Regions from separate parts of the Homo sapiens genome. Here region 1 is linked to region 2. The links are chromatin contacts, found by Hi-C or POLR2A ChIA-PET in ENCODE. All regions are on one chromosome and are shown on one strand. Each heading gives the region's core, a stretch centred on a gene start or an enhancer-like site at or near the end of the contact. The rest is flanking DNA. Distances are from core to core; before and after follow the strand shown.

Region 1 (7,306 bases), core at 2,184-4,683, 570 kb after region 2:
CTGACTCAAATCAAGGTACTCTCCATTTTATTGCCTTACCTGAATCAGTCCTTTTTGGTTGGTAATAGATTTTTTTATACACCCACGTTTGATTTAAAAGTAAATTCTAGTTCTTAAGCACTTTTAACAAATCCAGAAGCACATTTTTCTGCACAAACAAGTTACAAAGTTCAAAAGTGTTTCTTGTGCATTAGCTTTGAGATTCAGTTTTTAACTTTGTAAACCACATCTGAGAGACTTGTCATTTCTACATTGTGTGTGTTTAATTTCTTTTGATTCCATTTTGGTTAAGAGAGCAGTAAATAGATTTTCTGGTATTCTTGTTCACTTGATTACATTTGTATAAAGTTCTGATTGCCAGTTGCTCAGATAACAAGTGACAAGGCAGAATTCTTTAAATCAGTAAAGTTCCTTAAGCCTAAGGCTAAATCTTGAATACATTGTTGAATTCTTTAATATCCTGATGGCAAGCAGACTGATAGCTGCACATTTGGCATGCTTTGTTTAATGGATTTTATTTTTAATTGCAGATTTATTTGGCAATGTACAGTAAATTTTGTAAACTTGCATCAAGTTTATGAATAAAGAACCATTTAAAAATTTTGTTTGTGCTGATCATGGCAAGCAAAAAAAAGATTACTTTCTCATTTTTCCCTCATAAGAAAACTCTGCTTGATGTGTTTGTAGGCTTTATTGAGTTTCTGGAATAAGATATTTAAGGAGGGAAGTGGTGAGGGGAGGCTTGGAAGACAGGCAGATTTAACAAGAGAAAGTGAAAGTGTGAAAGAACCTGGAAATAGTCTGTACAATAGTCACCTTTTCCTCCGCCTTTTTCCTCTTCCATTCTCATTATAAATTCAAGTGCTACTTTTTCCTTATGGCTATCCTTAGTTCCCCCAGTGAAAATAATCTGCTCCTTCCTTAGCATACCCATGGCCTCCTTGCACACAATTGACAGATTATTTCACATACAAGAAGTCCAGAGGTAGGACAACTCCAGGTACTGTACATCTGGGCTTTGCTCTGCTTCCTTGAGATTTTTCTATGTTGGTTTCATCTTTTGGTTGCATGTTATGTGCAGCCCCCTTACTTGATCCAGAGGTAGATAAATGGCCCTGTCTTCTAGTGTCTCCTTAGGAGGTGAGGAAATCTCTAAAAGCACCATCCCATCAAGCACACTGCCTCTTGCCTTTCCTTGGCTACATCAGGGACCTGTGCCCACCCCTAAACCAATGGTGGTGAAAAGAATGAAACCATCGTGATTAGTTTGCACAAATGGTTCTCAAAGCCTTATTTGGGGAACACTGGAGACCCCTGAGACCATTTCAAGAGGTTTTAAAAGACTATTTTCATAATATTAAAACATTTGCCATTTTCACTCATTCTTCCATGTGTACAATGGAATTTTCCAGAGGCTACATGATGTGATTTTGCAACAGATTGAATTCAGAAGCAAATATGAGAATCTATTTGTCTTCTATTAAGACAAATTAAATATTTGCAAAAATGTAGTGATGCCGTCACTGGTAAACTGTCCTCTTTCCCTACTTTATATCAGCCACAAAGAAAGAACGCCCACTTTGAAAGGCAGTCAGGTTTCATTCAGTAGCCAGAGAATGGAGAAGGGGAGCTCATACTCTAAAGGCACCTTCTCCCAGAGGGATGGGAGGCTGGGGAGTTTAAAGAGTTAGCTGAGGGGCGGGGGAGGTATGAACGGCATGCACAGACTGGAGTTCCAGACAAGCAGGCATAGTCCCTGAACATGCTGCTTCATACATCCATGTTCGTAAGATGCCAGTGAGCTTTCTTTAGGGAGAGGATTTTAGCATTATGTTAATTATCTAAAGGTAACTGGAGGGCGCCTGTTTATCTTCCTCTGGTATTCCGCAAGGGGTCAGGAAGCTCTGGTGACATCTGGGCCATCTGGCTTCCTTAAGCAGCTGCGCCTATAAATAGACTATGGGAAAAAACTGGCTGGGCTTGGTGGCTCATACCTGTAATCTCAACGCTTTGGGAGGCGGAGGCAGAGGGATGTCTTGAGGCCAGGAGTTTGAGACCAGCCTGGGCAACATAGACCCTGGGTCTACCAAAAAAAAGAAAAAAACCACAGCTACTCAGGAGGCTTATGCCACTGACAATGTCATACTATCCACCAGTGGGGGAAGGAGGATTTGGGAAATAATTGTTTTCCATAAAAATATTTCGTTAATGTATAACATCGGTTTTTTAAAAAGAGTTAAGCATTAAGATGTTCTGATTTAATTTTTAATATGGTAAATATTGATAGTCATAACACACATAAACTATTGGTCGTGTCAATATTTTAGGGTGTAAAGGGTCCTGAGGCCATAATGAGAACTGCTAATTTAGACCAAGTTTCTGCCCAAGATCTGGCGATCAAATCAGGGCTCCCTTAGGAAGGAATTGGCGGGAGGAATGGATGTTAGGTGGGGACAAACCTGTGTCTGCTGTGCTTCCATTTCTTGGTGGTTCTCAGTTTGAGCATGCATCAGAATCGTCATAAAGTGTGTTAAAACAGATTGCTGGGCCTCACCCCCAGTGTCTGATTCAGGAGGTCTGGGATAAGGACCGGGAATGTGCTAAAACTTAGTAGTTTCCAGGTGAATCTGATGTCCCTGGCGGGGAACTGGTGCACAGCTTGGGGCGTGCTTCACAGCAATCATCTCACTCAGCTACCTTAGAATGGCAGGTGCTATTTATGCCATTTTACTCATTCGAAACTTTAAACCTGAAGATTACAACGAGTTAACTAAGTTTACAAGGAATAAAGGCAGTGATTTTCACACACTAAGACAATTTTTTAAAAGCAAACGTCCGTTTATAAATCGAGCTTATGCTATTTAAACAGGCATTGGGACTACGAAGAGCAATAAGTACTACCTAGTCCCTGCAAGGAATTTGTGAATTAGAGAAAGATGTAAACTCAGAAATATGGCGGTGCCAGGGCAGTGAGAGGCACAGGCACAGAAGAAGAATTTATTTTCACTGCAGGAGGCCTCCTAGAAAGTTGCCAGGAGCGGTGGCTTATGTCTGTAATTCCAGCACCTTGGGAGGCCCAGGCGGGAGTATCGCTTGAGCCCTGGAGTTTCAGACCAGCCTGGAAACCCGTCTCTACAAAAAATACAAAAATTAGCTGGGCGTGGTGGCGGGAGCTTGTAGTTAAAGCTACGAGGGAGGCTGAGGCGGGAGGATCGCTTGAGCCTGGGAGGTAGAAGCTGCAGTGAGCAGAGGCCGCGCCACTCCACTCCCGCCTGGCCACAGCATTAGACCCAATCTCAAAAATGAAGAAAACAGTTCCGAGCGTATTACGGAACGGAGTACACCTCGGAGTACGGGCTCCAGACGAGGGAACGCACCGGCGTTGCCACGCCCACCTTCCCCGTCCAGCCGGAAGTGGCGCGGACGCCTGCTCAGTGCGCGCCGGCCGGGCAACCCTATGCTGGCGTAATCGGGTTCCTCCGAGCCGCCGTAGGACTGGTTCCGGCGGGCTGGTGAGGAATGGAGCCGGTAGGCTGCTGCGGCGAGTGCCGCGGCTCCTCCGTAGACCCGCGGAGCACCTTCGTGTTGAGTAACCTGGCGGAGGTGGTGGAGCGTGTGCTCACCTTCCTGCCCGCCAAGGCGTTGCTGCGGGTGGCCTGGTGAGGAGAGGAGGCGGAGGCGGGAAGCTTGCCTGGGGACACGCCGTGGGCATGTCCCAGGCTGGCGGGGTGGGGGGAGAGACCCTTGGGACCCACCAGGGCCGTCCCCGGCTCGCTCGCCCTACCTGAGGTGACCCCCTACCCGCGAGGTATCTCCCAGCCGTGGTGCCCCGGGGGGACTTCCCTGAGGGGCGAAGTTCCCCTTAAGGTTTTCTCCATATCTGGCTCTTCTTCCGAACTAGCGCCCTGACTGACACCTACCTACCCCGGGGACTTTGGATCCCGCAGGGATCTCCTGCTGCTGCGCCAGCGGGTGGGGGTTTGTGAGCTGTGGGAGAGACGAAAATGAACGTCCGTTCGCAATCCTTTGTGCGTTTGCGTCCTCAGCGTGTGCCGCTTATGGAGGGAGTGTGTGCGCAGAGTATTGCGGACCCATCGGAGCGTAACCTGGATCTCCGCAGGCCTGGCGGAGGCCGGCCACCTGGAGGGGCATTGCTTGGTTCGCGTGGTAGCAGAGGAGCTTGAGGCAAGTAGCAAGGGGTGTCATGCACAGTCATTTGCAGGTTGGTGGTTCAGTCTTTGAGAACTATTTTTTTTTAAATCCCAGTTTTGTTAATTAAAGGAACATCTCGTTCCGTGAAAAGATTTTGTAAACATCAGTTTTAGTGACTACACGGTAAGGATGTGTCATGATTTATTTGACCGTTCATCAAATGTTGGGCCTTTTTTTTTTTTTTTGAGACGTAGTCTCGCTCTGTGGCCCAGGCTGGAGTGCAGTGGCGCGATCTCGGCTCACCGCAAGCTCCGCCTCCCGGGTTCACGCCATTCTCCTGCCTCAGCCTCCCGAGTAGCTGGGACTACAGGCGCCCGCCACCATGCCCAGCTAATTTTTTGTATTTTTAGTAGAGATGGGGTTTCACCGTGTTAGCCAGAATGGTCTCGATCTCCTGACCTCGTGATCCGCCCGCCTCGGCCTCCCAAAGTGCTGGGATTACAGGCGTGAGCCACCGCGCCCGGCATGTTGGGCCTTTTAAGTATCCACATTTTCACTATTAACAACAACGCTGTGCAGAACCTTCCCTTCACCTGCTTCCCTTGAAGCAACTTTTTGTTGTCTGTTTTACCGGGAAGACAACTGGGTGTGTCTTGCTCAGTGAGCACACCTAGAAAGCCAAGAACCAAAACTTAAAGCCAAATATTTCAACTTCTGATCCTGTACTCTTTTGCTTCTCTGGCCCCCAACTTCAAAAGGGGAGCCAACACCAGGAGAGATGAAGACTCGAACTGTGGAGTCAGAGGGGCTGCAGGGTGTACCATCTCTGGGGAGTGGAAGGGAACCATTTGACAGTAAAGTGCCAACCTGCTGCTCTGTCACTCTGTTTACTTTAGTACGGCTTACAGACAGACATAACTACGGTGCAGCCGTCACAATCAGGAAATTATCACTGATACATTTCTACCATTTTATCCTCAGACTCGGTTCAGATTTTGCCAGTTGTCCCAGTAAGGTTCTTCATGGCAAAAAGATCTGTTCCCAATTGCAATTTGCTCTGAGTAAGTCCTGTTTCTTTAATCTCCTTTGATCTGGAACAGTTTCTCAAGCTTTGCTTGATTTTTCCCAATCTTGACACTTAGGAAAATCACAGGCTATTTTGTAGAACATCCATCAATTGTGTCTTTGGCAGGAAATAATCACAGAAGTGATGCTGTGCTTTTTTCACGGCATACTTTAGGTGGCATGTGATTTCCATTCGTCTTGTTATTGGTGGTATTACCTTTGATTACTCAATTAAGGCGATGCTTGCCAAGTGTCTTCACTAAAATCACTCTTCTACTGTAATGATTGTTTTGTGAAGAGATCATTTGAAACTATGTAAATATCGTGTTTCAATTCATTTATTTATTTATATCTGTACACTCTCGGAGTCTTATTTAATTCAGTGGGATATAATCTGTTACTGTATTTTGGTGCTCAAATTACCCCTCTCACCCCCTAGTTTGGCTAGTAGGAGCTCCTTCAGGCTGGCTTCAGTGTCTTTTTAGAGATGACTCCATTATCTTTGAGCACTTTTCTTGTTTTCTGGCACAAGATGTTCTAAGCTTGTCTTGGGTTTTACCTGCCTTGGTCCTGGAATTGGCCATTAAGCCCTGGCTCCTTTTGATGGAGTGTGGTATTTAGAAATCAAGGTCTAGACTCTCTAAGTGTACTCCTTGCCATTGAGGGATTTGCTGCTCCAAAGCCCAGTCATTAGAGCCAAGGAATATAAGTATGTATATACATGCATGTGTATGTATATACATTAGTATATACATATACACACATTTACAATTATATTTCTATATATATGTGGAGGCTCATGAGTTCACACAGGTGCATCCTTTTCGAATCAAACGCAGGATGCTTTCTAGTTTTGTCTCTGCTCATATTTGTACCTCCCTTTTGGGCAAAGGGAAACCTGGTTCTCATCATTCTTAATGTATTTAGATATTACATCAATGCCCCATATGTAACCAATCTTCTGTTTCCCCCTTCCTTGGGTGGTCTTTCTCCTTACCTTGTTTGGGCTCTGGAACTCTCATTCCAGGGAGCTGGCCAGTATCCAAAGGCAGGCTTGTAGAAAACTTTTCTTCTCTGGCACTTTGTCTCAACTCTTCCCATTTTCCCAGAAGTTTATCATTTGGAAAAATTCAAAATGCAAGCAGATTTCCTCGAAAGTGTTCTCTGGAGCATCGTTTATAATAAGGGATACTAAAAACCTAATGTTAATCTAATAAATAAAGCTATTAAATTATAGACTGCAAATGCATTAATGACAAGAGAAAATGTTGATTTTAAAAGTGAAAACAGATTATGAAATTATATATTTAGTATCATCTGAATTATTAAAGACAAAAAAGGGAGAGTAGAAAAGAAAGCCAAAATGTTAGCTTTTTTTTCCATTTACTGTTTTTAAAAAGTTTTCTATGGTTTTTAAAAAGTTTTCAAATTTTTACCACAGCAGGCATGATTTTTCTATAGCTTTAAGAGTTTATACATTGTAGTGGCTGTTAATAGCCAGACAGACTTAGTTGTGAACCATAGCTTTGGCATATACCAGCGGTGTGACTTTGAAAAAGCTACTCAACCTCTCTGAGCCTCAGGTGCTATCTCCATAAAATAAAAAGAAAAATAATAATTTTCCTATGCCCTTATAGAGTTGTTGTGAGGATTAAATAATGAAAAGGTAATGCATATAAACATTACTTACAATACCAGGAGCATAAGTTCTCAATAGATGTCTATTAAATATTCTTTTATTAGTATCATTATTAAAGTTCACATAGTTATAGTAATGCCCTTAGAGGAGTTCCTCCATTGTAGTAAACTGCTGGTGAGACAAAAACATGAAAACTCTATCCAAATCATACGTGCTGTTTATTTGTGTTTTCCAAGTTATCTAGTGGACATGGGTACTTTTATAGCCATAAAGAAAGTTGATTTAACTTTTCTATTAGAAATATTTTAAAGTCCGCCAGGCATGGTGGCTCATGCCTATAATCCCAGCACTTTGGAAAGCCGAGGCAGGCAAATCACTTGAGGTCAGGAGTTAGAGAACAGCCTGGCCAACATGGTGAAACCCCGTCTCCACTAAAAAAATATAAATATT
Region 2 (6,983 bases), core at 4,132-6,631:
CCTCCCTTAGCTCCTCCTGTCCAGCCAGTGCTTGGCCACCAAGGCCCCTGACTTCCAGGCCCCAGTCACCACTAACAGGGTGCTGCATGGGAACAAAGTGTAGGCCCAGAGCCTGGAGTTCAGGTCACTCCTCCTTCCAGTCGAAGCCTCTATCCCTCCCAGGTGAGTCCACCCTCATTCCTCCATGGGCCAAATATCCTAAACAAAGGCCTGGACATGGGGTCTTTATCCAAGTGCCCAGAAAACACACACAGAAAGGCTCTGCAGGCCCCCGTGGCCTGTCAGAGGTAAGAGCCTGCCCATCAAAATGCACAGTCCAGGTTCTTGCAGGGAGGTGAGGAGGGGAGGAAGAAAAGGTCTATCTCATTCTTTCAGCAGGAACCTAAACTTGGGAAAGCCAGACGCAGTACATTTCTTAATGATCCTGATACTTTTATAACTGGTTACAGCGGGGTCACATGCACAACTGTTTTCCAACATCTTTCAACGGGACACATAACATCCTGCAGCTTATTTTTTTATTTTGTAAGGCCAGGGGCAGTGGCTCATGCCTGTAATCTCAACACTTTTGGAGGCTGAGGCAGGAAGTCTGCTTGAGGCCAGGAGTTCAGGACCAGCCCAGGCAACATAGCAAGACCCAGGATACAACAGAGAAAGACCCTGGCTCAAAAAATATCTTTTCCAAGTGCAGTGCCATGATCACAGCTCACCATAGCCTCCAACTCCTGGGCTCAAGCGATACTCCCACTTCAGCAGCTGGGACTATCAGAGCGCAGCACCATATCTGGCTGATGTTTTAATTTTTAGTAGAGATGCGGTCTCACTATGTTGCCCAGGCTGGTCTTGAACGCCTGGCCTCAAGAGATATTCCCAATGCGACCTCACAATGCACTGGGGTTGCAGGCATGAGCCACCATGCAGCCCCTGCAAAATCTAACTGTCCTTCAGGTGCTCCTTTTGGACCTCCTAGCTAGACTGCCATTGGCAAATGCCAGTTGATTATCCACCCACATGTATGTTAATGGATTTCCCATGTTTTATTTGTCTAGACCAGGCTTTCTCCACAGCAGCACTGTTGATGTTTAGGGCTGGACAGTTCTCTGTTCTGGAGCTGTTTGCGCCTCGCAGGATGTTTAGCAGCATCCCCAGCCTCCGCCTGCCACATGCCAGCAGCACTCCTCAGTGTGACAGCCAAAGTGATTTCAGATACTGTCAAATATCCCCAGGGCGGCAAAATCACCTCCAGTTGAGAACTGCTGACCTAAAACCCTCTGGAACAATGTTAGATCATGGTAATGATAGCGCATACTGCTCCTGACCTTAATGGGAATACCTCTAGCATCAAAGTATAGTAGTACCTGTATACTACTGTCTGGGCTGTTATTAGTACACTGTATTAGTCCATTCTCACTCCGCTATGAAGAAATACCCAAGACTGAGTAGTTTATAAAGAAAAGATGTTTAAGTTGACTCACAGTTCTGCATGGCTGGGGAGGCCTCAGGAAACTTACAATTATGGCAGAAGATACCTCTTCCCAGGGCAGCAGGAGAGAAGGAGAGCGAATCAAAGGAGAAAGCCTGTTATAAAACCATCAGATCTCGTGATAACTCATTCACCATCACGAGAACAGCATGGGAGAAACCGCCCCCATGATTCAATTATCTCCACCTGGTCCCACCCTTGACACGTGGGGATTATTGCAATTCAAGGTGAGATCTGGATGGGGACACACAGCCAAACCAGATTATATCCTTTATATTAGCATACTGTATCGAAGTATAATTTTCTTTCTTTTTTTTTCTTTGAGATAGAGTCTCGGTCTGGCTCTGGCTGGAGTGCAGTGGCACGACCTCAGCTAACTGCAACCTCCATCTCCTAGGTTCAAGCAATTCTTGTGCCTCAGCTTCCTAAGTAGCTGGAACTACAGGTGTGTGCACCCCCTAGCTAATTTTGATTTTTTTTTTTAGTAGAGACGGAGTTTCACCATGTTGGCCAGGCTGGTGTCAAACTTCTGGCCTCACGTGATCCCGCCACTTTGGCCTTCCGAAGTGCTGAGATTACAGGCATGAGCCACCGCACCCAGCCTGAAGAATAATTTTTACAATGTTAAAAGCATGACTTTCATACAAATAATGAAGGAATATGTATAAGATATTTTCTTTAATTCACAAGGGAGTTAGCAACATGGTGAAGCAAGTTCAAGGAGCTTTTTGAGAGACAGTGTCTGTAATGCTCCAGGAAGGGCATTCTGAAATGTATTCTGAGATAGAGACAAAACTTGTTAATATCCTATAGGGAGGTCAGGCATGGTGGCTCACACCTGTAATCCCAGCACTTTGGGAGGTCAAGGCAGGCGGATGACCTGAGGTCAGGAGTTCAAGACCAGCCTGGCCAACATGTTGAAACCCTGTCTCTACTAAAAATACAAAATTAGCCAGGTGCAGTGGTGGTCACCTGTAGTCCCAGCTACTCAGGAGGCTGAGGCAAGAGAATCGCTTGAACCCTGGAGGCGGAGGTTGTAGTGAGCTGAGATTGTGCCACTGCACTCCAGCCTGGGCGGCAGAATTAAATTCCGTCTCAAAAAAAAAAGGGGGGCCGAGCGCAGTGGCTCACGCCTGTAATCCCAGCACTTTGGGAGGCCGAGGCGGGCGGATCACGAGGTCAGGAGATTGAGACCATCCTGGCCAACACGGTGAAACCCCGTCTCTACTAAAAATATAAAAAAATTAGCCCGGCGTGGTGGCGGGCGCCTGTGGTCCCAGCTGCTCGGGAGGCTAAGGCAGGAGAATGGCGTGAACCCAGGAGGTGGAGGTTGCAGTGAGCCAAGATGGCGCCACTGCACTCCAGCCTGGGTGACAGAGCGAGACTCCATTTCAAAAAAAAAAAAGAAAATCATATTGGGAAATAAAACTGCCATCTTTGGGTGTTATCTTTTCCACTGGACAGAAACCCTAAGTTAACATATATACATATTCTCAAGAATATTCATAACATATTCTGTAGTATATTTCCCTACACTAGTGGTTTTCAAAGCATGGTCTCAAATGTCACCTGGGAATATAGACACGCAATGCTCAGGCCCCACCTCAGTCCTATTGAGTTAGAAACTCTGGTGTGAGGCCCAGCAGCCGGTTTCACAAGCCCTGCAGGTGATGATGATGCACTCTAATGTGTGAGAACCACGGCTCTAAATAGTCAAATCATCTTTTTTTTTTTTTTTTTTTTGAGACGGAGTCTCACACTGTTGCCCAAGCTGACTGAAATGCAGCGGTGCAATCTCGGCTCACTGCAGCCTCCACCTCCCGCGTTCAAGCGATTCTCATGCCTCAGCCTCCTGACTGGCTGGGATTACAGGCACCCACTACCACACCCTGCTAATTTTTTTTGTTTTTTTTCAGTAGAGACAGGTTTTGCCATGTTAGCCAGGCCACCGCTCTCGAACTCCTGACCTCAGGTGATCTGCCTGCCTCGGCCTCCCAAAGTGCTAGGATTACAGGCATGAGCCACCGTGCCCAGCCTTTATTTATTTATTTATTTATTTATTTATTTATTTTTATTTTATTTTATTTTTCTGAGATGGTCTCCTTCTGTTGCTCAGGATGGATGGAGTACAGTGGTGCCATCATGGTTCACTGCAGCCTCCACCTCCCAGGCTCAAGAGATCCTCTGACCTCAGCCTCTTAGGTAGCTGGGACAACACGTGTGCACCAGGACAAGCGGGTAATTTTTTGTAGAGACTGGGGTCTCCCTATGTTGCACAAGCTGGTCTAGAACTCCTGGGCTCAAGCGATCCACCGGCCTTGGCCTACCAAAGTGCTATGATTAAAGGTCTTAACATTCTTAAAAAATTTTTTTGACATGGTTTAGGATAGTCTAGTAACTTAACGTACTGTTGTTTTCAACAGGCTAGTGGTTATGATTTGTAAAAGAACTCTTCAGAAATGAGCTCAATTTTACCATGAATTGGGGACACTTTACATTTCTATTTTATAGTGCAGTTTAATTGTCATGGGCTCTGTCTTTTAAAAACCTGAAAGCCTGCAACAATAAAACCAGCTGCACCTGTTGCATGGGATAGGCATGGAATTGAGGAGAGAGCTCAAACTACAGTCAGCCCTCTGTATCCTGAGGTTCTGGATCCTTGGATTTAACCAACTGTGCATCGAAAATATTTGGAAAAAGTAAAACAATAAAAAAACACAGGTCGGGTGCAGTGGCGGGCGCCTGTAGTCCCAGCTACTCGGGAGGCTGAGGCAGGAGAATGGCGTGAACCCGGGTGGCAGAGCTGGCAGCGAGTGGAGATCGCGCCACTGCACTCCAGCCTGGGCAACAGAGCAAGACTCCGTCTCAAAAAAAAAAATTAAAAAACTTTATAACAGCTATTTACAAAGCATTTACGTTGTATTAGGTATTATAGTAATCTAGAGATGATTTAAAGTATACGGAAGGATGTGCACAGGTTATTTGCAAATACTATGCCATATTATATCAGGGACTTGAGTATCTGTGAATTTTGGTATCTCTGGGGTCCTGGAACCAACATCCTGAGGTTACCAAAGGACGACTGTATTCAATTTTGTCTCTGGTTATTAGTCTATTCTCAAATGTATTTTTCTTGTTGTTTTGTCTTTTTGTTTTTGCCTCTTCAAGTCAATGTCGGAAACTTAGTTGTTCTAGACTACCCATTAGCTCAGAGCTACCAGTAATCAGACTACCACTGCAACCTAAGCAACCGATTTTTCTTCCCCATCAGACTGGCAAAAATTAAGATAAGCATCTATTGATGTTGAAGCTGTAGGGAGTTTTCCTGAGCAAGTAATTATGACAGCCCTTTTTGCTAGGCACCTAGATGATTCATCAAAATGAAATAAAATACCCATGCACTTGAAGAAGTTATCTGGTTTATTTCCTTACCTGGGTGCTGGTTATGTGAGGTGTACAGTTGATGAAAACTTATTAAGCTTTATAATAGGTACAATTTTCTGTATGTGTAGTAGACGTCAATAGTTTTTAAAATGTCTTTTGCCACAGCCCGCAGCTGTGAATAATGCTATTCGCTTAACAGTGGAAAACGTGTCAATGACCTGAAACACCCTGGCTCCCGGGATCCTACCCCCTTAAGTTAAACAAATGAAATAACTTCCACTGTCTTTCCTAATGTCTTAATTCGGTCCTCAGTTAAACTGGCGGTTGGCGCCAGTTTTTTCCAGGGAAGGATTCTGGGAGACGGAGGAGGAGACGCCAGCATTTCGCCCCCTGCACCTCCAGCGGGCTGCGGTCCGCTCCCGGCCTCACTCGAGCAGGCCCCGCCCTCCCAGAGGCAGTTAGTCCAAGTCACGTGATCGTCGACTCAGCTGACCCTGCGGGACCGGAAAAAGAAATTCCCGGGCCCTGGCTTCTTGGCGCGATGGTGAGGCACTAGGGGCGAAGCGAGGCTTGGGCTGCTGGAGCGGGAATGAGGGGGCGCCAAGTGGCTCCGGAAACTGGGGGAGGTTGTACTGGCCTCTCCGCAAACACAGTGTGTGCGGGCGTGAGGGCTGTGAGTCTGGTAGGGAAAAGTCCACCACTCTCCCGCTCCCGAGACGGGGGCGGGGGTACGGGGCGGGTAAGACAGAGCAGGCCGGCCGGCTTAGAGTCCCGGTGCTTCCCTGGCGGAAGGAAGGGCCCCTGCCTCCCGGGGCAGGAACTAGGGCTTGTCTGGAGCTGGGAGTCCTTTCAGGTCTTCCCCATCCCCAAGAGGACCTCCCAAGGATACCCCCTTCCCCAGCCCTGCCGTGGGGCTTGTACAAGAAGGTGCTTAGAATCAGGCTCACTCTTCCACACTGTTAGGAAGCCCCTCCGCTCTTTCCAGAGCCAGAAAGTAGTAGTTTTGGGGTTGAGACTTATCCATCCATCCATCCAATCCATCCATCCGTACGTTCTAAGCGCCTGGTCTATACCATGAAGTGTGCTAGGCACTGGGAGGACTTGAGCTGCCAAGGGAAGGGGAAATCGGAGGCTTGAATTGGAGTCATAGCTAAGGCTCCAGGGGCAGAGACCTAACTGCGCCTTGTGTGTAGTGCTAAGGGGGCTTCCTAAGGATGCCATCAAACTTAAAGGCGGATGGATGGCAGGAGCTGGCTGGCTGAAGTACAGTTTGTGTACCAGGGGTAGGGAGGCAAGGGTGGGAGACGTGTGTCTTCAGACAGGGAACAGCATGTGCAGAGACTTCAGGTTAGAGAGAGTATGGCTCCCCAGGAATGGATGCATTTCCCATAGCTGGGAGAGTATCATCTGCAGGTTAGGGAAAGATGAGGCTGGACAAGTAGAGAACAAATCTTCCTGGCTCTTGGATCACCACAATCAAGATAATGAACGTATCCACTGGCCTCCATAATTTCCTTGTGTGAGGGGCTATTTTAAGAAGTATAATCAAGAAAGGCTGTTCTGGCTGGGTGCGGTGGCTCATGCCTGTAATCCTAGCACTTTGGGAGAGTGAAGAGGGTGGATCACCTGAGGTCAGGAGTTCGAGACCAGCATGGCCATGGCACTCCAGCCTGGGCAACAGAGGGAGACTCTGTCTTATTTTTTTATTTTTTAAAAAAAGAAGGGCTGGTCTGATGTGTCACTTAAAGGATAGCAAGCCACTGGCCAGGCGCCGTGGCTCACGCCTGTAATCCCAGCACTTTGGGAGGCTGAGGGGGACGGATCACTTGAGGTCAGGAGTTCAAGACCAGCCTGGCTAACATAGTGAAACTCTGTCTCTACTAAAAATACAAAATTAGCCGAGTGTGGTGGCACATGCCTGTAATCCCAGCTACTTGGGAGGCTGAGGCAGGAGAATCACTTGAACCTGGGAAGCGGAGGTTGCAGTGAGCCGAGGTCGCGCCATTGCACTCCAGCCTGGGGAACAAGAGTGAAACTGTCTCAAAAAAAAAAAAAAAAGGATAGCAAGCCACACAGAGAGTGCAGCAGGCATGGAGGCGGGAGCAAGGCTGGTGTG

The links. Hi-C counts contacts between places; a loop is a spot of excess contacts on that map. ChIA-PET counts read pairs that join two places held with the same protein, here RNA polymerase II (POLR2A). Pooled maps may share reads with other maps.
Region 1: a loop to region 2 is called in a pooled map, with 4 times the contacts of the local background. The contact joins the promoter of FBXO22 here to the promoter of COMMD4 in region 2. A Hi-C loop is called at or near these places in 4 of 50 pooled maps. POLR2A ChIA-PET finds 5 or more read pairs at or near these places in 2 of 52 experiments (A673 and activated CD4-positive, alpha-beta T cell).

Annotation. Positions count from the first base shown.
Region 1 is chr15:75,900,445-75,907,750 of GRCh38, forward strand. It overlaps FBXO22 (F-box protein 22), which reads left to right and starts at 3,434. Exons shown (of 7, transcript NM_147188.3): 1 at 3,434-3,659; 2 at 4,047-4,185. The coding sequence starts at 3,520. It overlaps UBE2Q2 (ubiquitin conjugating enzyme E2 Q2), which reads left to right. Exons shown (of 13, transcript NM_173469.4): 13 at 1-634. RefSeq lists enhancers at 2,602-3,261, 3,086-3,175, 3,262-3,919, 3,536-3,635, 3,656-3,705 and a silencer at 3,756-3,825.
Region 2 is chr15:75,330,682-75,337,664 of GRCh38, forward strand. It overlaps COMMD4 (COMM domain containing 4), which reads left to right and starts at 5,382. Exons shown (of 8, transcript NM_017828.5): 1 at 5,382-5,411. The coding sequence starts at 5,409. RefSeq lists enhancers at 5,216-5,265, 5,606-5,775.